3 separate regions of the Homo sapiens genome follow, and all the other regions are linked to region 1. The links are chromatin contacts, found by Hi-C or POLR2A ChIA-PET in ENCODE. All regions are on one chromosome and are shown on one strand. The core of a region is the stretch at or near the end of the contact, and the rest is flanking DNA. Distances in the headings are between cores, read along the strand shown.

Region 1 (4,161 bases), core at 135-2,634:
AGTTTACTCTGGGGTTTGCGGGTTTTTTTTTGTTTTTGGACGGAGTCTTGCTCTGTCGCCCAGGCTGGAGTGCAGTGGCGCGATCTCGGCTCACTGCAAGCTCCGCCTCCCGGGTTCACGCCATTCTCCTGCCTCAGCCTCCCGAGTAGCTGAGACTACAAGCGCCTGCCACCACGCCCAGCTAATTTTTTTTTTTTTTTTTTTAGTAGAGACGGGGTTTCACCGTGTTAGCCAGGATGGTCTCGATTTCCTGATCTCGTGATCCACCAGCCTCAGCCTCCCAAAGTGCTGGGATTACAGGCGTGAGCCACCGCGCCGGGCCGGGTTTGCGTTTTTTTGAGACAGTTTCGCTCTGTCGTCCAGACTGGAGTGCAGTAGCGCGATCTCGGCTCAGGGAAACCTACGCCTCCTGGGTTCAAGCGATTTTCCTGCCTCAGCCTCCCGAGTAGCTGGGATTACCGGCGCGCGCCACCACGCCCAGCGTTTTTTTTTGTTTTTTTTTTTTTTTAAAGTAGAGACGGGGTTTCACCATGTTCGCCAGGTTTGTCTCGAACAAGTGCTGGGATTACAGGCGTGAGCCACTGCGCCGGGCCAACTCTGGTTTTATAAGAAAATATCCTTTTGTGGACGTGTTTTTAAACCCGGCTTAAGTAGAAAGCTTCAGCTATAAACCTACCACTAGATTAACACCAGAAATGCAGGATTAGGCAACGTGAAAGTTAATTATTCCCTTCCAAGGAGGTGCCTGCCTCCATTCTCAAGTGGACTGGCGCAGTTGGAAGCTCTCCCCAGGGCAGGGCCACAGGTGACTCAGCAGCGAGTCACTGGGCGCTGGAGAGGGGGAGCCAGGAAGTGCTGCACCGTCGGTGCGGGAGCGCACGAGGGCCTCCGGGGCCCAGTTTGTAAGGCAGTAGGAAGGAGAGGTCGCTTGAGAAAACGTGGGGAGGGATTTTTAGTTTAAGTTCTTGGAGGCCAATGAGCAGGCTCCCTGACCTTCCTCCCTAGGGCAGTAGCGGGCCCTGCGGGGAAAGCCCTCACTAGGATCAAGAGGGCTTTCCATTTCCACTGATGGCCGCACCCGGGCCAGGTTTTCCGGCCCGAACTGGTGTCTGCCAAGTGAACTCGACCTTCCAGCCCGGCCGCCACAAGCCAGGTTAACCGGAGGGGCCCGGGGTAGTCTGGAGCTGTCCTGGGCGCGGCCCGAGGTGCAGGCAGTAGTTTCCGGGCCCGCCGTCCCCTGGGACGCGCACTCTTCCCCAGCCCCGAGGGAACCCCACTCACCATGACTAGAACTTGAAGGGGTCTGCGGCGGTGAAGGAGGCGAAGGGACGGCAACAAGGATCTCCCACTAACAGACTACCAAGGAGTCCGGGGGAGAAGTAGTGAAAGGGTGGCCGGCCCCGAAGGGCCTTATATACCCGGTCCCCGGCCACGTGTCGGGAGGGCGGGCCCCAGACCCCGCCCCGTGCCGCTGCGGCCCCACCTTCGAGCCCTGGCCTGCGCCCGGCCGCACCCGCGGAGTGGGGGCGCGCGGCGCTGATTGGCGGATTCAAAAGTTCAAACCAAACTCGTCGGAAGGAGCCAGGAGCAGGAAGAGGAGGAAGGGGAGGAAGGGGAGGAAGGGGAGGAAGGGGAGGAAGGGGAGGAAGGGGAGGAAGGGGAGGAAGGGCAGGAAGGGCTCTGGGGCTGGAGAATGGGCCGGGACAGGGACAGAGGTGTCCACTGGGAGGAGGGAGCAGGCCGGACGTCTGCCCCGTCCCCGGTGGGTGCGGGGGCGTCAGGTGGGCAAAACCCCAGCGAGGGGAAGCTCCAGGTAAGAGGGCGACCGCGCCCAGGAGGGAAGCCCTTACTGCACCGCCCCGGCCTCGCCCCCGGTCCCCGCGGCTGCGCTCCCTACGCCGCCGGGGAGGCGCCGACGCCGGGACCAGGCTGCGGGTTCCGCCTCGGAGTCCTGGCTGCCGGGCACCCCGGCTGGGCCCGCGGGCGCCCGCTCCCCTCGCCGCTGAGGGCTGTCCAGAGAGAGGGCTTGCTCCCCACTCTAGGTCTGAATCACCACGAACGCGCCTTAAACTCTATTCCCACCTTTTTGGTTGCTTTTCCTTACGTCCTCTTTAAATGAGCCTTTGGCTTCTAACAGTCTCCTCCCGATAGGCGCAAAAGCAGTTTTTTCAGTTCATTAGGATAATGAATAGCTTACATTTTTTGATTGCTAACTATGCAGAGTAGTTGGCTTTTTTTTTTTTTTTGAGACGGAGTCTCGTTCTGTCACCCAGGCTGGAGTGCAGTGGCGCGATCTCAGCTCACTGCAACCTCTGCCTCCCGGGTTCAAGCGATTCTCCTGCCTCAGCCTCCTGAGTAGCCGAGACTACAGGCGCGTGCCACCACACCTGGCTAAATTTTTGTATTTTTAGTAGAGACGGGGTTTCACAGTGTTAGCTAGGATGGTCTCGATCTCTTGACCTCGTGATCCGCCCGCCTCGGCCTCCCAAAGTGCTGGGAATACAGGCGTGAGCCACCGCGCCTGGCCGAGTAGTTGGCTTTTCATATCACATGATCACATTTCATCCATATGACAAACTCTATGAATTATTATCCCTAGTTTACAGATGAGGAAAGTAGAGCTCCGAGGAATTAAACCCTTCAACACTAACTTGTACTGCGTCATACTAAATGTGCCTCTCTGACCATCTCTGCCAAGGTTTCTCAGAAGCGCCTTTTATTTCTGTTGTTTTTGTTTCTCTGCAACTCTATCATGTTATCTTAGCTCATGAATTCCTTGACCATCTCTGGGAGATACAGAGTTTATGGAAATATTGAGGGAACAAAAGTGAATTTTCTGGCCGGGCACGGTGGCTCATGCCTGTAAGTCCAGCACTTTGGGAGGCCGAGGCAGGCAGGTCACTTGAGGTCAGGAGTTCAAGATATACTTCAACTCACACATACAAAATGGCCCTTGTGGAACATATGTGTAGAGATTTTAGTCTTAGTAGAGCTTTTCAACTTTTTCATTCATTCCCCAGATATATTTAGCACAGTATCCGAGATGCTTAGGGAATATGTTTGTGAGCAAAACTGATGGCTCTGCCTCATGGAGAGGGAATAGGGAAGATAGGGAAGTGGGAGTGGGATAGGGAAGAAAAACAACCAACAGGCCTGGCGCAGTGGCTCAAGTCTGTAATTCTGGCACTTTGGGAGGCGGGCGGATCACTTGAGGTCAAAAGTTTGAGACCAGCCTGGCTAACACGGTGAAACCCCATGTCTACCAAAAAATGTGAAAATTAGTCGAGCATGGTGGTGCACACCTGTAATCCCAACTACTCGGGAGGCTGAGGCAGAATTACTTGAACCTGGGAGGTGGAGGTTGCAGTGAGCAGAGATCGTGCCACTGTACTCCAGCCTGAGTGACAGAGACTCTGTCTCAGAAAAAAAAAAAAAAAAAAAAGAGTAATTCTCTTGTACTTTAAATTAATTTTAAGCATTGGGATCCATATTTAGATTTGCTGCCCTCTGCTGGAATTTTTTGGGGAAAAATTTCCTGGGTAGACAGTTAAACATTTAACCTTTATGTTAACAGATCTTTATGAGTCTAAAAATTACAGTGTAAGGAGAGGCAGAAACTGGACTTACTTTTCAGTTGACAGTTTCCAGAATTCACCAAAAATATGCTAAATTATTATTATTATTTTGACATGGAGTCTCGCTCTGTTGCCCAGGCTGGAGTGCAATGGCATGATGTCAGCTCACTGCAACCTCCACCTCCCAGGTTCAAGCAATTCTCCTGTCTCAGCCTCCCAAGTAGCTGGGGTTACAGGCATGTGCCACCATGCCCAGCTAATTTTTGTATTTTTAGTAGAGATGGGGTTTCACCATGTTGGTCAGACTGGTTTCAAACTCCTGACCTCAGGTGATCCACCAGGCTCAGCCTCCCAAAATGCTGCGATTACAGGCATGAGCCAGTTTGCCCAGACTATGCTAAATTATTAATAGGGTGACAGAAGACACGGTTCAGTGATCAGCCTTTTTTTTTTTTTTTGCTATAAAACTTTTTTTTTTTTTTTTTTTTTTTACACAGGGTCTCACTCTGTCACCCTGGATGGAGTGCAGTGGTGCAGCCTCGACTTTTTGGGCTCAAGCAATCCTCTTGCCTCAGCCTCCCAAGTA
Region 2 (4,553 bases), core at 372-2,871, 1.1 Mb after region 1:
CATGCCAAATGGAAATAAGAAGATATTGATCATGAGTGTGACATAGAGTAGTTTTCTGCATATACTGAGTTGCAGGCCAAGTAAAATAAAAGTGTACTCAGTTTTTCAATAAATAAGTAAAATAACCTGTATTGAGAGCCTATTTTATCACTCCCTGGGAGACTCCGCTCATTCTTACATTTGTAAGATGCTGATGGTTTCCCAGAATTTATATACTTCAGCATTTCCCAACCAAGAAATTTGAGAGATGTGGTCCAGTGTGGTGACTCATGCCTGTAATCCCAGCACTTTGGGAGGCCGAGGAGGGTGGATCACCTGAGGTCAGGAGTTTGAGACCAGCCTGGCCAACATGGTGAAACCCCATCTCTAATAAAAATACAAAAAAAAAATTAGCCAGGTGTGGTGGCAGGTGACTGTAGTCTCAGTTACTCAGGAGGCTGAGGCAGGAGAATCACTTGAACCCGGAAGGCTGAGGTTGCAGCCAGCCGAGATCACGCCATTGCACTCCAGCCTGGGTGAGAAGAGCGAAACTACATCTCAAAAATAAATAATGATGATGATAATAATAATAATAATAATAATAATAATAAAAACATTGCCAACATTTGCAACTTGGAAAAATTCACTTTTTAAAAAAAATCTGTATTTCAGCTTCTTTTGAAAAATGGACGATCTCACCATGGTGCAGTGGCAGGAAGTGGAGGGCATATTCCTACCTGGCAAAATTCCTTTGAGTCTGGAGCTCAAAGGAGGCCCACTCCTCAGACCAGGTCATGAACTTTCAGTTTACCATCCTCTTACTGATGTACATGATCTGTCTGGGCCTGCTTTAAATCTCTAATTGGTTAGATTTGGTTGCTTAGAACAAGCTCTGGGGAGTAGGTGTGGGGCACTCTGGTTAAACAGGCTACCGGGCAGACCACAACTCTTGCAGTCTGCCTAAATGGGCTGCTGCTTCACTCCTTCCATGCACCACCACCATGTGCTGCTGACTTCAAAATGTTTATGCTTTGCACAGAAAGTCTGTCACTCAGAGGTGTCATCATGTTTTTGTGCGGGAAGTTTCATTAACCCTAATAAGAGTTATAAAGGTCATTTATTCCTCTACATTTAGAATACTACACCTCTTGGGTGGTTGAGTTTGTCTTTGATATGGTTTACTTGAAGGAGGGTGGACATGTACAGGAGGGTTCTAAGGAGCATAGATTCGTTCCACCATTATGAATAATGCTGTAAGTATTTTTGTCAAAGACACTTCCTACTAAGAGTTTAGTCTCCTAAGCAACTGAACCATTGTGGATGGACCCCTGCTGGCCTGGTCCACGCAGGTGCAACCATATAGAATCGGCCCAACACTCAGGGTTCCTGAGCTTTTTTATCCCCGCTGCAGGACCAAGACCCGAACCCTGCGGCTGTGGCCGAGAACGCTGCACTGAGCCTGCGCGCAAAGCCTCTGAGTAAAAGGAGAAAGTAACCCCCTAACTAGGCCTCTGGAGGGCGAAAGCTGCTGCACAAGTCTGCGCAGGCGCGCCCCGCTGACGAACACTCATCAGTGCGCAGGCGCCCATCTTAGTTGGTCTTCTAGTCCGGTAAACAGAGGGCCTGCCCCCGACAGCTTCTGCTTCCGGGTCACGCCTTGACAGCGGCTTTCAACCCCCACCTCAGCCCAGCAATTCGGTGAGTGCGGTCCTTGGAGTGGGTCTACAGCCAGGTTTCCTAACCCAGGGTACCACGCCCAATAACGCTTCCTCTACTCCCTGGTCGAAGTGCTCTAGTTCTCGAGGCTGAGACTTATTTCCGGGCCTTAGAAGGCAGATCGAAGAGGGGGTTGGTCCGCGTCTGAGGCCCCCCAGCGCAAATTGCGTGATTCTCTTTCAGTACCGGACCTACCGGGATTGCTGCGATCTGTTTAGAGCCCGTGCAGAAAGTGACACCGCACGTCCTTGCGTTTCGTGCCCTTGCCCCCCGCCCCCTAGCCTCAGCGAGACAGCTGCCGCGGGCCCTCCCGCAGCAGGTGCGGTGGGGATTACGGGCGCTGCAGGCTCGGCCAAGGTTCTCCCGGGGCGGGAGGGGGCGGGGCCGAGGCCTCCCTCGCATCAGAGCTGTTGTGTCTTCTCTTTTCCAGTTTGCTTTTTTTTTTTTTTTTTTTCAGCTTCTCAGTAAGTGCCCTTTGGTGTTTTCTCTGGATCCCGTAGCAAAAGAAAACGAGGGAGACAGGGCTTTCAGCTCTAGCAGAGGAAAGGGCCTTCCAAGGGGATCAAACCTTACACGGGCTGCTGTCTAGTGAGATCGAATTTAGCTTTCCTTGACCATTCCTGAAGTGAATGCTGTCTGCCCTGAAGTTTCATTCCTTTACCGGGAGCTTCCAGGCAGCAGCAGACCACTGACCATACTCTCAGGAGTTCTTAGCCCAGAGCCCAAGAGCGCCCGGGAAATTAGTTCAGGATTTAGTTTCATCCGATTATCATGGCCCAGAAATGGTTAACAAAACGACTTTATTTATTTATTTTAATTTTTGAATTTTTTTGTAGAGACGATTGGGTTTTGGGGTCGTCTCGCCATGTTGCTCAGGCTGGTCTTGAACTTCCAGGTTCAAGAGTTCCTCCTGCCTTGGCCTCCCAAAGTGCTGGGATTACAGGCAACAGAACCACTTTGGTCCAAGCCTCCTGCTTTAGATGCTCTGTCTTCTGCTGCCATTCTTGGAATTACCAACTCAAATGCACTTGTCTTTTTTTTTCCTTGAAACAAAAAAATTATAAGATACAGATACTTGTCTCAGAGCAGTTTAGTGGCTACTGGAGAGATTAAAACACATGCCAAATCTAAACTATCTAGAAAATGTCATAGAGACATATAAACAAGTGTGTCAGCTTATCCGTGCATGATAACGGGAGAAAAATACCTAATTTGAATTATCGATACATATGAATATTTTTACTTGCATTCTTTTAATGGAATTTACATCTACTATAAATGGCTACTGATTCACAAAATAGAAACTATCAGAATTTATAGTATATAATATATAAAGGGATACACAATCACAAAAAGCAAAAATAGGCCGGGCATGGTGGCTCATGTCTGTAATCCCAGCACTCTGGGAGGCCAAAGCAGGTGGATGACCTGAGGTCAGGAGTTTGAGACCAGTTTGGCCAACATGGTGAAACCCTGTCTCTACTAAACATACAAAAATTAGCTGGGCGTGATGGTGCACACCTGTAAATCCCAGCTACTCAGGAGGCTGAGGAACGTGAATTGCTTGAGCCTGGGAGGCTGAGGTTGCAGTGAGCTGAGATCGCACCACTGCACTCCAGCCTAGATGACAGAGTGAGACTCCGCCTCAAAAAAAAAAAAATAAAGCAAAAGACTATATATACATATATATATATATATTTTTTTTTTTTTTGAGATGGAGTCTCACTCTGTCATCTAGGCTGGAGTGCAGTGGCGCGATCTCAGCTCACTGCAACCGCCACCTCCCAGGTTCAAGCGATTCTCCTGCCTCAGCCTCCCAAGTGGCTGGGACTACCAGGGGTGGTGCATGCCACCATGCCTGGCTAATTTTTTTGTATTTTCAGTAGAGACGGGGTTTCACCATGTTGGCCAGGCTAGTCTCGAACTGCTGACCTCAAGTGATCCGCCCATCTCGGCCTCCCAAAGTGCTGGGATTACAGGCGTGAGCCATCGCGCCCCGCCAAAACATTATATATTATTAAATGACCAAAACAATTTCATATGGGTAATGTGCTTATTTATTTCAAGTCTTGAATTTCTTAGGATCTAAAGTAATAAACTTTACATTGGTTCAACAGATGTTAAGAACCTACCATGTGTTCAGGTACTATTGAAAAAATCAGTATCGTTATTCCCAAAGAGCTTATAATAAGAACACAGATTTCTAAGCAGTTGCACCTAGAGAGCTGATACTGTGTATTATATTTTCCCTATTGTTTTTGATATGTACTGTTTCATAGAAGTGTTCTACCTTATTGGCTGTAATTTTAAATGGTCCCTAACTCTTGTCTCTTATACAGCCAAGCCTTTTAAGTTGAATTGAAGTATATTGCATTATTTTCTTCTTCCATCCTAGAACTCTGTCCTATTGTGGTTTCAACATATATTTCACCAAATCTATTTCTCAGTTGCCATGAATAGCCAATTATTAAAAATTTTCACTCATTTTATTTATTTTTTTGAGATGGAGTCTCACTCTGTTGCCAAGATTGGAGTACAGTAGTGCAGCCTCAGCTCACTGCAACCTCTGCCTCCTGGGTTCAAGCTATTTTCCTGCCTCAGCCTCCCGAGTAGCTGGAATTACAGGCGTGCGCCACCATGCCCAGCTAATTTTTTTTGTATTTTTAGTACAGATGGGCTTTCACCATGTTGGTAAGGCTGGTCTCGAACTCCTGACCTCAGGTGATCCACCCACCTCAGCCTTCCAAAGTGCTGGGATTACAGGTGTGAGCCACCACGCCCCACCTTTAACTCATTTTAAAATCTGCAAATTTTCCTAAAACTGAAAGTACATTTTATTATTCTGAATTTTAATTTTT
Region 3 (3,968 bases), core at 395-2,894, 1.2 Mb after region 1:
CAAGCTCATGGGATAAATTTTGTTCCCCCCTCAACTCTCAAGTCCTCCTTATCTGCCTGGCATCTATCACAACAAACCAGGTCAAAATCTTACCTGGAAAATACACGACTCAGTGATCAATATTTTATCAAAGTGAGAATGTGATAAACAAGGTCAGTTGACCCCTAAAATCCGTATTTACACTAGAAAGCCTCACATCCTGTATTTAGACTTCTTGTGAGAGAACCCATTCTCTGTCACTGGAGTATGATCAGGAGACAAGGGTACCTGTTCTCTGAGGAGTCCTGACTAACTGGCGAGACTGAATCACACACATGAAAAATTTCAGATGAAACTCGTCTTTATGCATGGCTGCCTCCTAGAAATAGAGACAGAGTTTAATCCAAACGAACAGAGCTGTGAAATAAGATGTCAGTGACTGACATGGACCAGCTACACTCATGACTACTTGGCCTTAGGACTTGACAATATAATATAAAAGTATCAGCACATGAGGCAATACAAATAATCTACTTTGATGTATTTGACAGGGGAGGAAACCCTGAACTCAGCAAGCTGCTGAGAGTATCAGAAAGGCTGGGGGCCTCCAGAAACTGCCCTTCTTTAAGTCTGAGCTCAGACTGTGCCTGTGGCTGTGATCTGGGTGTAAAGGACCTATTAAGGGGGCATTTCTCTAAGACTTCTACAGGGCCTGGGTCCAGAGGCCTGCCAAGCTGAGGTGCTTGACAAAAAGCCTGAATGAACAAACATATTTCTTCCCATTATGTTCTCTTAGAAAGTATGGCAGATTCCAGGTTAATCAATGTGTCCCAGGAACAACAAAGCCCTTCAAAGGTCACAGGTGATTCCTGGGTCCTTCTCTATCTCTACCCAGAAAAGCAGATCTCTAGTGGGCTCCCAAAAGCTTTCCTCACAGCTCTGCCTGTTTCAAATTCCTCCAGAGTTCTGGAAGGTTCTACATCTTGCCAGAGTCTAGCCTAATCCGTCCTCAAGTTGCTTGTTTGTTTGTTTGTTTGCTTGCTGAATGGTCAATCAAGTATGAGGTGGTGCAGAGTACAGGATTGCAAGTTAAGAAACTTGTTTCCTAGTCCTAGATGGGCCGTGCACTTAAAACCTTTGGGAAATCACTTCACTTCTCTGAACCTGGTAAGACTAAAGTATCTCCAATAACCTCTACAAGCACTAACGTTCTGTGATTCTCAATAAAACACGAGATAGCCTGAGATCGATTTAGATCTCAGGTCCCTATCTGTCGGGGGAAGCCACAGGTTTCCGCAGATTTAGGGCCACCGCGAAAAGCTGCCATGGAAACTGGAACGCAAGCAAGCAAAACTCGCCGGGCGGAACCAGAAGGCGGCGGGTAAGGGAGCAGAGGGAACAGAGAAAAGCATAGGACGAAGGGCTCACTAACAGTATTCCGAGTACGAGAAAGCGAAAAAGCCCAGACTGAAAAGGGTACTGAGAAATTACGACTAGTCTTAAATGCTCCCTTCGCTTCTCGGGCCTCGCCACACCGCGCAGGCGCCCCACTGGTCCTTAACTCTGTTCTTTGACCTCCTGCCCCAGCCCCCTCCTCTTCAGCCACCTAGCGACTCTTCCGGTGCTGTGAAGGCGGTTCCGGTTCGCGGCGGTTCCCGGGTTTTGCGTTCCGCGCCCGGCCGGAAACCCCTTCGCATGGCAGCCGGTTCCGGTTCGGTGAGTGGCGGCGGGAAGCTGGGGGAGGGGTGAGGATGGAGGGAGCCTGGTCCAGGAGACTGTGTCGGACCCGGTCAGCCGGCCCGGGCTGGACTGGGCGGAAGCGGGGAGCACTGTGGGGCCGGCGCCTTTTCCTCTGCCCCGCCCCCTGGGACCACCTCCCCTCCCCCCTGCTGTCCGGTGGCCGCGCTGTGGCCGCCGGTGGCCGTTAGGCTACCTGAGGCCGTTCCTTCTGGTCTCTCTCTCCTGGGCCGCGGAGAGACCGTCTCCCTGCCGTTACAGCAGGCCCCATCCCAGCGCCCAGCCGTACTTGGGGAAAGGCCGGTTGCGATTCCGGGGCTTTCCCGCCAGAGCTGGGTCTTCTCTGGGGAGAGCTGTTTTCACCGGGAAGCTCGGCTTTCTGTGGTACCGGCTTCATCTCCCGCCTTCCTTGAGACCCGAGTGATATTTCTTGACTACTTCTGCGTCTCACGTAAACATTTCTCCAACTCTCCTACTCTGTGGTATCTCCCTGAGATGTGATATCGCTAGTGCCACCATCAGAAAGAAACGTCTGGACCCTCCTGCTCAGGTTATGAAAATCCCCTTAACTGCCACAATTTGCTTACCTGGCTCATCGCCTCCTGGTAATTCCCTTGAACCGTCTCTTTCTTGGTGTACCCTAACGTGATCTCTGGATCTATGCCTCGTTTCTCTTTCCTTGAGCTTGGTGATTTCTGTTTATCGGTGCCTGTGCAGTATTTCCACTATCTTGTTAGCAGTAACTTGCTTCTTTATCACTTTCAAGTCAGCCTTGTTAAAGTCATTTTACTTCATATTTGGTACACTTATTATATTTGGAGTGGTGGTGATTCTTGTAATATTCATATAAAGCCTTTTATCTACTACCAACTATTTGACTGAGGGTCTTTGTTATAATTGGTTATTCTGGATGTATTAGATCTCATCATCTCCTAAATCTTTATTCTTCATAAAAATAATTTGTGTTAAGGACTCATGTTGAAATACAGATTACCCTGACTTTGAAATTACAGTTAAAGCGCAACTTTAAGCATCTCTATAAGCATGATCCCTTAACCTACTTCCAGTTTACACTCTACCACCCTTTATTTTTCCTCTCTAGTCCCTTTTAGGAAGGCTTATTCATTTTTAACTGACTTCAATTAATTATCCCAACTGCAAAGATGGTCTTCATGTCACTCATCTAATGAGTTGTCTAGAGGGAGTGGATGGGTACAAAAACAGGTTCTGCTACTTCTGGCTAAGGGAATGCAGTTGTTGACTTGCATTGCGGCTTTGGAACTCTTGTCCTTTTCTTCCCAACTTCTACATCTTCTATCAGTTGTACCAGCTCTACTGTCTTGCGGTACCTGTTTATGGATCTGGCTTTCCCTACTGGACAGTGAGCTGCTCAGTGGCAGGGACCCTTTCTTAATGCACGTAGTCGGTGCACAGTAAATGAATGTGTATGAAAGAATTTGAACACTTAGGGTTTACGGCGTTAGAGTGTTAAGGTATTTAAGGTGTTAGAGTGATTGGGAGAGATTACATGTAAAAATAGAAGGAAAGAACCTCAAACACATGACGATATAGTACAAACTATTGTACACATAATTGTTTTTCAGAACTTGGAAAAGGGTGATTTCACATGGTTGCTTTCACACCCTTCTTATATCATAAATTGTTCTAACCACATCTTGGTCCTGGATAAAGCTAACATTGCGTCTCTCTCTCTCTCTCTCTCCCTCCCTCCGCCCCCCCCCCCCCCCCCGTCTCTCTCTCTCTCTCTCTCTATATATATTTTTTTCTTCTTTTTTTAGACAGAGTCTCGCTCTGTCACCCAGGCTGGAGTGCAATGGCTTGGTCTTGTCTCACTGCAACCTCCGCCTCCCGGGTTCAAGCGATTCTCCTGCCTCAGCCTCCCGAGTAGCTGGGATTATGGGTGCCTGCCACCATACCTGGCTAATTTTTGTATTTTTCGTAGAGACAGGGTTTCACCATGTTAGCCAGGCCGGTCTTGAACTGCTGACCTCGTGATCTGCCCACCTCGGCCTCCCAAAGTTCTGGGATTACAGGTGTGAGCCACCGTGCCCAGCCTCAATATATATTTTCTAGTAACTTCCTTGCAGCCCTAGACATTGTCTTTCATAATCCCCTTTTTGCATATATGTAAGGTTATAAGTGTTTCACCGCAGTTGTCAAGACTGTGATCTTTTTTGTTCTTTCAGGTTTCCCATTATCTTGTGTTCCACTACTAACCTGACTTCATCTGA

What was found. A loop is a pair of places that touch in the nucleus more often than their neighbours do. ChIA-PET counts read pairs that join two places held with the same protein, here RNA polymerase II (POLR2A). Pooled maps may share reads with other maps.
Region 2: a pooled map shows a loop between it and region 1 (5-fold over the local background). The contact joins the promoter of ASB8 here to the promoter of TUBA1C in region 1. A Hi-C loop is called at or near these places in 2 of 50 pooled maps. POLR2A ChIA-PET finds 5 or more read pairs at or near these places in 2 of 52 experiments (OCI-LY7 and T-cell).
Region 3: a pooled map shows a loop between it and region 1 (5-fold over the local background). The contact joins the promoter of SENP1 here to the promoter of TUBA1C in region 1. A Hi-C loop is called at or near these places in 2 of 50 pooled maps. POLR2A ChIA-PET finds 5 or more read pairs at or near these places in 2 of 52 experiments (PC-3 and naive thymus-derived CD4-positive, alpha-beta T cell).

Annotation. Positions count from the first base shown.
Region 1 is chr12:49,262,305-49,266,465 of GRCh38, reverse strand. TUBA1C (tubulin alpha 1c) reads right to left here and starts at 1,384. Exons shown (of 4, transcript NM_032704.5): 1 at 1,282-1,384. The coding sequence starts at 1,284. RefSeq lists silencers at 755-968, 1,323-1,582, 1,623-2,062 and an enhancer at 1,033-1,192.
Region 2 is chr12:48,154,583-48,159,135 of GRCh38, reverse strand. It overlaps ASB8 (ankyrin repeat and SOCS box containing 8), which reads left to right and starts at 1,621. Exons shown (of 4, transcript NM_024095.5): 1 at 1,621-1,677. RefSeq lists enhancers at 1,441-1,660, 1,691-1,740, 1,761-1,810, 1,315-1,837.
Region 3 is chr12:48,103,755-48,107,722 of GRCh38, reverse strand. It overlaps SENP1 (SUMO specific peptidase 1), which reads left to right and starts at 1,644. Exons shown (of 18, transcript NM_001267594.2): 1 at 1,644-1,695. It also overlaps a transcript of PFKM not described here. RefSeq lists enhancers at 898-1,771, 2,057-2,266, 1,772-2,647 and a silencer at 1,777-1,916.